3 separate regions of the Homo sapiens genome follow, and all the other regions are linked to region 2. A link is a contact called in ENCODE Hi-C data. All regions are on one chromosome and are shown on one strand. Each heading gives the region's core, a stretch centred on a gene start or an enhancer-like site at or near the end of the contact. The rest is flanking DNA. Distances are from core to core; before and after follow the strand shown. Region 1 holds the start of SFR1 (SWI5 dependent homologous recombination repair protein 1). Region 2 holds the start of BTRC (beta-transducin repeat containing E3 ubiquitin protein ligase). Region 3 holds the start of ATP5MK (ATP synthase membrane subunit k).

Region 1 (4,209 bases), core at 1,115-3,614, 2.8 Mb before region 2:
TGAATCACATTAATTATTTGGGGGAGACACAAGATCATTACTAAAAATACCTTTTATTGTACTCTACAGCCCATTTTTAGTTTTACTAATTCACTGTCAGCTTTCACTTCTGTTCCCATTGTACTTGCATCTAACATTTAATACTTCTAATATTGCTGTGGGCTAGAAACTAGAGAGAAAAGTTTAACTGCATATTAAATCAGAGCTGAGATTCTTAAAAAGTTTTACCTGGTGTTTAAGGGCCTTTTCTACTCTAAATCTGGAGTTGAATTAAAGCTGTTGGAAGCCAGGTTTCTGAATATTTGGCTTATTGCTTATTATGGTAAAAAAAAAAATTCTATTTTTGAAATTACTTTCCTGTAATTTATGTAAAAATAAAAATTATGCAATGGTCCTGAAATTCTTCTCACCTTTGATCTATACATTTTGACTAGTTTTAGCCTCCGAAGAAGGTCTTCTTTCTCCTGAACCTGCTTCACCAATTTGGCTTTTTCAGCGTTTAATCTTTGTTTAGGAAGCTTCTCACTCACAAACTCATTTTGGAGAGCACTGCATGATCCAGAATCAAGTGACTGAGATTCACAGACATTGAGATTCTTCAAAGTATTTTTCAAATTTGTATTTTCTTCAAATTCACTGTCTATATGTTTAAAACTTTCTTGAAATTCCAAACAGTTTTCCTCTGTGGAAGATGCTGGTTTCTCTGAAAAGGTCTGATCATTTTCTTCACTCTCTACTTTAAGACGTTTCACCACATTGTAAGAGGAATTAAATGAAAATCTTGTTTTCCTTAATCTTTCTCTAAGTGTTGCACTCATAGGCTATAAAGAGCACAAAACATTAAAAATGTGAATCAAGAAAAACATTCTTAATGTCAATAAATCACCAGAAATAAAGTCCTTCCATTTCTATGCTAGACACCACTAGATGGCTTTCTGTCTCCACATCTAAAGAAGGCATCACAAAATGACTTTAATTTCTGGAAGCTCCATTTGTTTTATTTCCTTTTTACTTCAGCAAGATCAACACCTTTCCAAAAGTGTTGAGAAGTTTATCCCAGTAATCAAGGAACATTTGTTCAGTAACAAGCACATGCCTGATAGTACTCCAGGTGCTTCAGAATTACAGAGTAAGGAAAAGACCTAGACTCTGCCACTAAAGACCTTCATAATAATATTGCACAGATGCAAACTTTCTCCATCTGGAGTATTGTAATAACCTAATCTGAAACTAACTGAAATGAATTCATTCAAGAGGAAAATATGGAAGGGGGCTGGTGGGTGTCATATATGTCACCTTAGAAGAAAAACAAAATTATTTAATAAAATGTCTACTTATTTATGCTACACATTATGTTAATTAACAACCTTCCGTAGAATTTAAACCACCACTGCCACAATACTTAGAAACACATAATGGATCCACTGGAAGAACAAAGATTTTCATACTTGTTTTCGGGAACTATTTGTATAGGGAGATGATGGATTCGCAGAGGCCTGAGGAGTGCTAGGTAAAACCACAGCTGAGTCTGACGGACTTTCCATCTTGAAAGTGAAATCTTGGTTTTTCTCTAAAAAAGAAAAATTATAAAATAATCGAATTAACCACACCTCTCTATAGTCGACTTTTATCAAATAATATATTGTATTGGTGTACAAAGCATCCACAAGTAAGCCAGATATTTCTTCTAATTTCACTTTGTAATTCATTCTTGCTCTTTTTGCAGTTTTCCATTTACCTTCCCACATAGGGACCACTAAGTTTTTCATGATACATCAACCAGCTAGTATCTCATAGTCACAAGACTCTCCTTGTTTTCGTTTCATCCACCAAAATATATTCAAATTCTGCCTTGGAAGTAGGGAAGAATAACAGCTTTAGATAATCAGGAATTCTTTATTATGACAGCTTCATAATTCAAGAAGCTATAGCCGAAACCTTGACTCAAAAACAATAGGACCTGAATGTCACCCATCCTGAACTCTACAAGCTGTGACTAGAACCCGTTACCCTGCCGGCCCGAGGCATAAGAAACACAGCGGAGACGCATTTAAGCCCGTCTGTAGCCTTTTAGTTTAAGCGGCCAACAGGGACTGAAAAGGAGAGTGGACTGAAATTGCTTCCTCCGACAAAGGCATTAACTTTTGAGGGGTAAACTAGGGGCGGGAGTCGTCCCCTCCTTCCCCCCGTTGCAGAAAGCCCACTAGTTCCCCGGAGACCCCAGGCATAAGGTGAGGTTGAGTTCCCCAGACCCGGAAAGGGAGCTCAACTCGACTCCACAGCCGACTCCCGGGGAAGCCCAGGTGTCAGGGATCCCCCCTTCCCCTCAGCAGGGTACCTCCCTCCGCCATTCCCAGCGAGAGCAAAAAAGCGCGCGCACCTGCGGCCGTAAATCGATCCTGTGGCAGGGGCGGGGCCGTGCGGTAGGCGGAAAAGATGCGCAATTGGCCAGATTGCCTGACGCGCGAGGCGCCGCTTCACTCAGCGACTCAGAGCGGTGGGACTGCGCGCGCGCCTCCGCCAGCGGGTGGTTGGGGCGGGGCTTGGCCCACACGATGGGAGGCCCAGACGCATGATTGGCAGAATTAACCGGTGCGCGCGGCTCTCCCCGCCCAGCGCCCGAGAGCAGCGTGAGTGCGCGCGCGCGCGGCCGCGATCCGCAGCAGGTCTTCGGGGCGGGCGAGGCTGAGCTTCGGAATGTTAAACCAATCCTGAGGGGGGCGCGCTTCCGTTCGCGGCTTCTGTTGCCTTATTTTCAACCGCCTTCCCTTCAGGCTTCCTTGTTTTTGTGCGTCTGTGAAGTGCGCCTGAAAGTGCCTCTCCCCACCCCCGCCAGCCCGCCGCCTCCATTCTCTGGCTCCAGTCAGTCTCCTCTCCCTGCTAGTCACAGTGAAGGCTTTACTCAGACGTGGGGCGGCCAGAAGCCGCACGGCTGGCTGCATGTTAGATTTACAGCTTGTGGACTCCCCAGAGGCAGAGACCACAAAAGAACAGCGTTGGTTGGGTTCCAGCCTATTCCAGCGTGGTGGTTCCAGAGACCACAAAAGAACAGCGTTGGGTTCCAGCGTTGGGGTCCACATTTCAAACATGTTAGAAATCTATCCGAGAGTCCCGGCACTTTAGCTGAGCTCATCGCTAGCTTTTTTGGCTGCCGCAAACTCGGCGGTCCCGTCGCGAGGTTTTTTGTTGTTGTTGTAAACAAAAAACCGTTTCTGTACCTCAGTATGCAGGCTCCTTAGCGTGACCTCAAATCTTTTACTCAAATCTGAGGGAAAATGTAGCCCAAGGAAATTTGTTGTGGCGCAACACAGGAAGCAGAACAATCACTACATGAGATTGTGTCGGTCCAAAATTCACGTTTGAGACCGACAGGGCCCTTGCTGGCTACCGGGCAGCAGCATCCTCAGTCGAGAAAATCCCCCCCCCGCGCCCCGCTTCCAGTATGGCGAGGTTCTGTTGCTACGCGACGACAAAGTTAGCTACATTGGGTGGAGCACTGGGTTTAGTGAAAGAGTTGAGTAACTTCTGAGTCACGTGGAAGTTGGGAATTTCCAGGGGCCAGTGTTTTCAGTCCTCTTATTGAATGGCCATTTTAAACATTGATATCGTCTCTTTACTATTAATAACATCTGACAGTAGTGGCTTAGAAGTGGCCAAAAGGGAGTTACCTGAGTCTTAAGCAGTCAGGTATAATAATTACAGAACCTGAGGACTACCTAAGGGAATGATTAGGGGCGTACACGTTACAGTCAAATTGTCTAGGTTCAAATCCTGGCACCATACTTTATGTGCTTCTTAATGAGGTGATTCTGTGCCTCAGTTTCTTCACCTCTTAATATGGGATTGGAGAATTAAATGAGAACTGGTGAGAGGCAGCTGGAACAGAGCTAGGTATCTAGGAAGCACTCAGTAGTTATTTTATATATGCAAGTGTATTCACCATTCCCTAATGGATTTAAGGGAATGTATCACCTTCAGTTTCACCCCTTGATTTATCTCCCACCCCCCAAAAAAGCACATATATTTTAAAAAGATGCTGTGATCTGTAAGATCCCACACAATATAAACCATAAATAGCAGAAAATGTAGAGCCTCACATATGATTAATAATACATATTTCACTCCTAAAATTTTTTAAAATTACATAAGTTAACCCCAAGGAATTTACAAAGGGGAAGAGAGAACTCATGATTTTGTGATAAAGGTGTT
Region 2 (4,152 bases), core at 1,384-3,883:
TAAATGGCACCAAAGGGAAGTTGTGACTTACTCAGATTCATAAGACTGTTACTGCACTGAAAGAGAATACCCAATCTCAAACTCTCCATTCTCTGTTTCTTTTATTAAGGTGTCATTCTGGTGACCCTCTTCTAGTTGACCTTTTCTCAAATGGCAGCCAAAACAGCAGGCAAGGTCAATAATGAAAGTAACTAAAATTAAAAGAAAAAATTGGCTTCTCCCTATGAAAACTGATTCAAGATTTAATAATGTGTGGTGCTCTAAAAGCTGCAACTACTATATGGTCATCTCCAAGTCCACTTTAACTCAACCAGGGAGGCCATTATCAAAACATAACTCACTGGTACAAAGCAGAGATTAAGTAGCTGAGAATGTTACTAGGCTGAAGTCTAACTGAGAGTAAAAAGGATGATCTCATAATGTCTCTTTATGATCTGTAAATCACATTATTCCATAAATCTGACACAAATGTCAGGATTAGGATTAAGAGTCAACCCTCTGCTGGGCGCTGTGGCTCACACCTGAAATCCCAGCACTTTGGGAGGCCAAGGTGGGCGGATCACGAGGTCAGGAGATGAGACCATCCTGGCCAACATAGTGAAACCCCGACTCTACTAAAAATAAAAAATTAGATGGGCGTGGTGGCCCACACCTGTAGTTCTAGCTACTCGGGAGGCTGAGGCAGGAGAATCGCTTGAACCCAGGAGGCGGAGGCTGCACCACTGCACTCCAGCCTGGGCGACAAAGCAAGACTCCATCTCAAAAGAAGAAAAAAAGGAGTCAACCCTCTAAGTAGGAAAACAAAAATAAGCAGTAACAGTTTTCTAACTTAAGTGTAGTAACTTTCACTTACTTCTAAAGTCCAGTAAAAGTTCAAGGTCTCTTCTTCATATTTAGAATTTTAATGTTGGGCAGAAATCCAAGAACCTTCTTCAGGCTCAATGAAATTTTGTTAATGATACCCCTGAATTTTAATTAGGTGTTTTCGAAAACACTAATGCAAGATAAAGTTTTAGTGAATTTGACTAGATTCCAAAAAAGTATTCTTATAAATGGGGCAGTTTAAAGTCTAAAATTCAATTTTGTTAGTATCCATGTTTATCTGGATTTGTTACGGTATTTTAGGCAAAGATACAAAATAGCTATTTTTTTAAGCAAAGGAGTAAGATTTGGAGTGACAAGTCACAATAACTTCTGAAAAAGCAAGACTGGACTGCAAATAATATCAATGTCCCTAAGGCCACCTGTTAAGCTTAAAATCTATGCATTCCATCATTCTTTAGTTGTAACCACAAAGTCTGGTTTTACACCTAGGAAATACAAAAAGCATCAGATTAAAAGCATCAAATATCAGACTATACGAGTTTGCCAAAGATAAGCACAGCAAAAAGAAAAGCGTGATACAAAGTTAAAGAAATATGTTCCAAGGGGTTTAAGCACACCCACAAAATCCAATCTTTGCTCACACTGTGCTTCAACCTAAAACTGACGGGTAACCACAAATCCTGACTTATCCCTGACTTACTTCCCTCTACCAACCTCCACCCTTTTTATCTCCTAAATTTCTCAACTGATCTCATCACTTCTTATGGGTCTTTGCAACTCTCATCTCCACGGCCTTTCCTTTCCCAGAAAATGATACAAAGCACCTGGCCTCCACATTTTACCGTCCCACAATTTACCTTTAAATTTTGTTTTGCTTACCCTATTAGATACTCATTTTGCCCCAATCTCCTGTACCCATGTTTCCCTGACAATCTGCTCTTACTTTTCATCACCTTGTCCTTATTACAGTATTTAGCTTCTCCTTTCAAAGTAGCGTTATGTACCCCTCCCTGACATTTGTAATTCTAGCTTACAGTCAACACCCTTTTCCCCTCCCAGGGACTGTCATTATAGCCCTAGGTCCTCATTCCCAGTCCTTATCTTCTTTAGTGAGGCCTCTTCCCTTCCAGAGTTTGTCAACAGTAGTTTGGCCAAGCTGGGATTCCACCCTCAAGGCAAAGGCTATCCTCCCTCCTCATTCTACAAAACTATAAGCCTCTCACCAGCCCTAGCGTTCCCTCCTCCACCCTTAAATCCATCTGCATCCAGCCCTGCCCGTTCCCCTCTACCCACCGTATCTGTCTTCACTCTATCCCGCGCTCCCTTCCCCAGTCGTGAATGCACCTCCTCTCCCGGGCCTTACCGGTAACCCTGACACCAGGAAGGCCCCGCCAGCGGCCTCACGGCGTTTCTCCAGAGAGCTTCCTCCGCTTTTCAGTAACAGTCCCCACGCCCCTTTCCCTCCAGGGCCCCGCGCGCCGCCTGGAGCCCCCTCCTCGATTAAGCTCCCGCTGTCACTTGGCCTCTCATCCACAAGATGGCGGAGCCGCTGCCCCCACCCCTGGGTCCGCTCCGCAACCCCCAGCCTCCTTTCTGGAGCTCCCATCCCATCCCTCCAGCCGCTCCGCCGCCAGCCTCGGCCCAGGGTCCCGCTGCCCGGTCCCGCAGTGGGCGGGCGGCCCAGGCCAGCGACGCCGCCAACGCCAGCGCCTCCACCGTTCCCCGGCCTCCACCGTCTCCTCACCATAAACTTGAGTGCCTTCTCTTGCAGCACCGCCTCGGCCGGGTCCATAATCGCCGAGGCCACTGGGTCCGCTCTCCGCCGGGGCCGCCCCTTTGGTGCCAGGCCGCAGCCAACGCAGCGCCCGGATCCCGCCTCCTCTTCCTTCCCCCCGCCCTCTCTTACCTCTCAGGCGCAGGCTGAGGGGCCAAGGAGAATCGGCTTCTCCGTGCGCAGGCGAAAGCCCACTGGCTCACGGGATTTGTAGTTCTGGAACTTCCCCCAGGAAAAAAACTGAGGCTACGCCGTGAACCGCAACTCCCACAGTTCACTGCGGCAGCGTTGCGGTTGCCCACAAGCCAGATTTAGATAAGTTGCCATTACGCAGAGGAAATCGGCTGATGGGAATTGTAGTTTACAGCCTCTAAGGATGAGAAACGGGAGGGGCACGGGTGTCTCCGTGGTTACCGAGCGACGCCAGTAGCGGCTTGCCTGGCATTTGATATCAAGATGGCGGCCAATGCCTCACTTGTAGCCCAAATACTAAGAAAAACTGTGGCAAGAATCACGGGTCCTAGGACCTGCCTAACTGTGGTTTTAGGAAGCTGAACGTCCCCAAATTTCATGTATCTGGCATCTGCAGGTTTGCGACCCAGAGTAGCTGGGCCAATGGGCACCTGGCAGCAGCTCACAGACAAATGCGGAATTTCAAGGTCCTCCTAAGCCATCGCCACCCACACTTCTCCCGAGGAATCTTTTCTCCCCCACAGCAAGTCAGGGCCGAATAGAACTCGGTTCAAGAAATTCTCAGTGTTTAGAGCTCAAAAAGCACATAACTTGCTATTGCTAACTGTGGGATGTAAGCCCTGCACTAAGGGTCAAACAGGTACTTAACAAAAGTCCTTCAACGGTGGAATATAATGGCCTCCAGCAAATAAAGCATATAAATATTTTCTTTGGCCTGAAAAGGTACAATATGGGTTTATTTTGGAAATTGGGTCTACCTTAGGAGGAGAAAACTCTAGGGTTTGGTTAAAAGTGATTTAGGTTGTTTTAAGCTGCTATGTTTGTGATAATTGGTTATACAGCCTAAAAAACTGACACACACCCAAATGCCCCTCAGCAGGTGGTTGTATGAACAAATTGTAGCATATTCCATATGTAGCACAGTGGAATATTACTTAGCAATGAAAAAGAACAGTATAACAACAACAACAACAACAAAAGTGATTTAGGGCCAGGCGCGGTGACTGACGCTTGTAATCCCAGCACTGTGGGAGGCTAAGGCGGGTGGATCACCTGAGGTCAGGAGTTCGAGACGAGCCTGGCCAACATGGAGAAACCCCCGTCTCTACTAAAAATACAAAAATTAGTCGGGCCTGGTGGCACGCGCCTGTAATTCAAGCTACTCGGCAGGCTGAGGCATGAGAATTGCTTGAACCCGGGAGGCGGAAGTTGCAGTGAGCCGAGATCACGCTACTGCACTCCAGGCTGGGCAACAGAACGAGACTCTGTCTAAAAAAAAAAAAAAAAAAAAGTGAGTTAGATTGTGACAGCCTTGTACAAAATATCTGAATTTATAAAATAAATGAACTAGGAAAATACTT
Region 3 (4,036 bases), core at 704-3,203, 2.0 Mb before region 2:
TGTTTGGGTCTCCTAAAAACAATGCAAAGGATAATGGTGACATGTTGTCTTGGTAGCAGATTTCAGAAAGGTGTTATCAACGGGCAAGAGACAGAACGTTCCAGCAATATGCTAGACAACATTCAGGACTACAACATAGATGGTTTAGATGTCAGGCCCGGAATAATCCATACTTCATCTTTCCAAAGGTCTCTGCTTCAAAACCACAAGTCCACCCACCTTCTTCCAGAAAAAGAAGTTATAGATTCAATGTAGCACATACTCACTAAGAAGCTACAGTTAAGTCAGAGATACACTGTAGCTCTACAGATGAATATATAATCCTCTGCCTTCAAAGAACATGCACACTTTTTGGAAGATAAAACAATTATGCAAGTAACTTAAAATGCAAATCAGATTATAAATGATCACAAAGATGTAGGAAGGGATAAGGCAATGTAGGAAGGGATAAGTAAAGGAGGCAAGCTTCATAAAGAAGATCTTTTTTAGCTTAAGGGTAAAAGATGAACAGAAGCTTGACAGGTAGAAAGGGAATGTGAGAAAAGACATGGATGGGAAAAGCCTATTATTTCAATAAACACCAGCAATTTCCCTATCAAACAACTGCTCAAAGGCTTGCTGTTGTCTCTGAGGAATTATTCAACTAGACCACTGGGAGATTAAAGCATAAAAATTGAAGTTAAATTTTAAAGAAGGCCGGGCACCATGGCTCACACCTGTAATGCCAGCACTTCGGGAGCCCGAGGCGCGTGGATCATCTGAGGTCAGGAGTTCGAGACCAGCATAGTCAACATGGCGAAACCCCGTCTCTACCAAAAACGCAAAAATTAGCCGGGCGTGGTGGCCTGCGCCTAGTCCCAGCTACTAGGCAGGCTGAAGCGTGAGAATTGCTTGAGGCCGGGAGGCGGAGGTTGCAGTGAGCTGAGATCATGCCGCCGCACTCCAACCTGGGAGACAAAGTGAGACTCTGTCTCAAAAAAATTAAAGGAGAAGTTGGGCTTTTTTGTGGAAGACCTTGAATTAGATATGGGTAGTTTGCTTTGGCAAGTCAGAGACTTAAGCAGGGAAAGCGAGAGAACAGTAAGCAAGAAAAATATACTGCAGGCTATAGATTGGACATGAAGAGAGACAGTATTGAAGGCAAGTAAATTCGGTAGAAGGATTCAAATGCACTGTTTCCTGTTATCTCAGTGACAGAAAAAAAAAAAAAAAAAAAGGATTCAAATGCAGTACAGCAGAGAAACCATGAGAACCAGAACTGGGTATAAGTGAAAACAGAAGACAGGAGAGGTTAGTTCTGACAGACACTTGGTAATAAGACTCTACAAGGGCTTTAGACTAAAGAAGTGATGACCGGGTGGGGCCAAGGATATGGAATCAGGGATGGGTATATGATTCATAGAAACAGGAAAGTTTGGGGGGTCTAGTTTGCTGATAATTTCACCCTTAATTTCCTTTCAAGCAAGGGGAAACTGAGGCTCTGAAAAGTAAGGCGATCCAGGGGCACAGAAGATACTTAGGCTACTTTCCGAACACAAAGCCTGGGGTTACAGGGGCTGCTACAACAGAGCCGGCTTCGAAGCGGGGCTAAGGTGGCCGAACCACACTCATCTAGCGTGTGCCTGGCAGGGAACCAGGCCTGGGACAGACCTGACAGCCATGAGGTTTCCTCCTTTTTCGCCTCTGCCTTTACTCACCAGCGCCACGGCGTCTGCACCCAGCTACCACTAACCTCGCGCCGCGGTACTCACACACGCGGAGACCAGGATACCCACAGTCCAGTGCAATTCTTCCGGAAGTGTGGGCGGGCTCAACACCCTACTTCCGTTGCTGTGTTGCGGAGGTGACCTAGAGACAGGAATCGGAAGGGCGGGATTTGGAGCCATAGCCAATCGTCGCATTAGGCCGAATCGCGGGGGCCGGCTAAACGCGTGCGGGGGAGGTGGCTTCTTCCGGCCGGGCCGAGAGGTGGTTACATTCGTTGAAGGACACCAGCTGCGGAATTTGCGGCTTTGGCAGGTGGGTGAAGAGGGGAGTCCGGGCTTGGACCTGGCGCCTGCACGTTGCAGGACCGCCCGCCGTTTCTGGCCGAGGAGCAACTCGAGTTCTTAGCTTTGGAGGAGAGAAACGGTGGGGAATGGGAAAGGAGCTAGAAAAAACGAGGGGCGCAAGGGGGCGGCCAGCGGGTGAGAAGCCTCGAGGTGAGGCGGATAGGTGCGCCCAAGGGCTCCCACAGTTTCCGAAGACCCTTAGATTGCATTCGCCAGTGGAGAAAAATGAGGCCCTCCGCGAAGCGTCCCTCGAGGTCACCCAGTGACGTAATATTGGACGAGGACTAGGGCTTCTGATCCCCATCACCGGCCGAATTAACCTCTTTTCTTCTGTATGTCCATAGCTGTTTGTTCCCACCGAGCTGTGCTTTAGGAAGCTGGCCAGCCGGGCCTCCTTTAGGTGCGCTGCAGCCTTTTTCAAAGCGAGTGAATGTGGCCCGGCCCCTACAGTTCGCCAGGCCCGCTGTAAAAGGGTTAGATTTCAGTCTATAGACGATCAGTGGGAAGGCCTTTCCTAGGAGGTAACCAGAACAGAGAGCTGTAAACTCCGTGAATGCAAGAGGCTGCTTCTGTTACCTGAGTGGTTCTCACTCATCTTTGCCTTCCTTACCTCGTGATCTCACCATTCCAGGTAGGTGTTAAGTTAGAAAGGAAAATAGCAATATCGAGGAACAGAGAAAGTAACAAGAGCTACTGGTCACTTTGGACCTTTAATAAAGTGCCCATCTCACAGGTGGAGAGAGGCACGGAAGGATTAGTTACATTTAAGAGCAGTTAGTGGCCGGGCGCGGTGGCTCACGCCTGTAATCCCAGCACTTTGGGAGGCCGAGGCGGGTAGATCACCTGAGGTCCAGAGTTCGAGACCAGCCTGAGTAGTATGGTGAAACCCCGTCCCTACCAACAATACAAAAATTAGCCGGGCGTGGTGGCGCGCGCCTGTAGTTCCAGCTACTCGGGAGGCTGAGGCAGGAGAACCGCTTGACCCCGGGAAGCGGAGATTGCAGTGAGCTGAGATCGCGCCACTGCACTCCAGCCTGGACGACAGAGCGAGACCTTGTCTCAAGAAGGGCAGTTAGCAACTTAATTAAAACATACCACCGTTTAACAACATTAAATCACAACTAGGAGTCTTACAAAGGGCACTGTAAACACAAGGGTTCCTTTATCTTTGCCCTAAAGTAACCTGCACCGTGCTGAAGAGTGCAGAACCAAATTTTTCGACCTTACTCCATTATCTCACCAGCAACAATCCCGTTCCCCATTTGGCCCTCCATTTGAGCCTCTCAAGAGTCCTCCTCCTTTAAGACCCAGACTAACTTGAGTGATTGATTTCAGTTCTTGAACCATGCACTTCCCTGCAATCAGAATTAGTCTTCTGTGGGATATCACAAAACATCAGCCTTCCTCCCATATTGTGTGTAAATTAAAGGGAAATTTAAAGCGCTGTAGTATTGTTGGGCATATCCTCCTAAAAAGTTTAGTTAGATGTAATGTAGTGGAGGTTTTCGTTAATGGTCAAAGTGAAGCCCTTATTTTCTGTAGCGTTTCTCCTAAAAACCTACTTCAAACCCTAAGAAGTGAATCCAAAAATGTATCATGAAATGAATGGAGCTGGTGGGGGGGCGGGGGGCGGGGGGAAGTATGTCTTTAGTAAGTTTAGTAAAGTGGAACAGTTGATAGCTACATTATAAAGTTGCTTTTATCGCTTCTGTTGGCTAAGATCAAGTGTATAAAGTTATTTTTAATGGAGATTTTCCTACTTGGGCTAGACTGGCCAAGGTCTCTGAAGAGGCCTAAGGAAGTTTGGATTTCCTTCATTGCTCCAAGAACCTTCTTGAAACTTGAAAATTAAGGTCATTTTTCTCAAATTTTCATTGCCAATTCTTTACACAAGAATGCCTCTGAAAGCCTTTGAATGGGGGAGTTCCAGTTTCCATAGTAATGACTCCCTGACAGATATCTCCCTCTTCCATTTCATCAAGACC

What was found. A loop is a pair of places that touch in the nucleus more often than their neighbours do. Pooled maps may share reads with other maps.
Region 1: a map of ascending aorta shows a loop between it and region 2 (13-fold over the local background). The contact joins the promoter of SFR1 here to the promoter of BTRC in region 2. A Hi-C loop is called at or near these places in 2 of 168 maps with a recorded cell type or tissue (ascending aorta and naive thymus-derived CD4-positive, alpha-beta T cell) and 11 of 50 pooled maps.
Region 3: a loop to region 2 is called in a map of CD14-positive monocyte, with 8 times the contacts of the local background. The contact joins the promoter of ATP5MK here to the promoter of BTRC in region 2. A Hi-C loop is called at or near these places in 2 of 168 maps with a recorded cell type or tissue (CD14-positive monocyte and CD4-positive, alpha-beta memory T cell) and 10 of 50 pooled maps.

Annotation. Positions count from the first base shown.
Region 1 is chr10:104,120,326-104,124,534 of GRCh38, reverse strand. It overlaps SFR1 (SWI5 dependent homologous recombination repair protein 1), which reads right to left and starts at 2,364. Exons shown (of 4, transcript NM_001002759.2): 1 at 2,339-2,364; 2 at 1,449-1,570; 3 at 411-821. The coding sequence starts at 2,351. RefSeq lists a silencer at 2,369-2,598 and enhancers at 2,839-2,888, 2,283-2,946, 3,519-3,618, 3,102-4,209.
Region 2 is chr10:101,352,646-101,356,797 of GRCh38, reverse strand. BTRC (beta-transducin repeat containing E3 ubiquitin protein ligase) reads right to left here and starts at 2,633. Exons shown (of 15, transcript NM_033637.4): 1 at 2,570-2,633. The coding sequence starts at 2,617. RefSeq lists a silencer at 2,410-2,589.
Region 3 is chr10:103,394,392-103,398,427 of GRCh38, reverse strand. It overlaps ATP5MK (ATP synthase membrane subunit k), which reads left to right and starts at 1,953. Exons shown (of 5, transcript NM_001206427.2): 1 at 1,953-2,019; 2 at 2,396-2,682. It overlaps PDCD11 (programmed cell death 11), which reads right to left and starts at 1,802. Exons shown (of 36, transcript NM_014976.2): 1 at 1,698-1,802; 2 at 1-12. The coding sequence starts at 1. It overlaps MIR1307 (microRNA 1307), which reads left to right and starts at 4,027; the gene lies at 4,027-4,036. RefSeq lists enhancers at 316-816, 817-1,318, 1,976-2,225, 2,376-2,465, 1,858-2,690.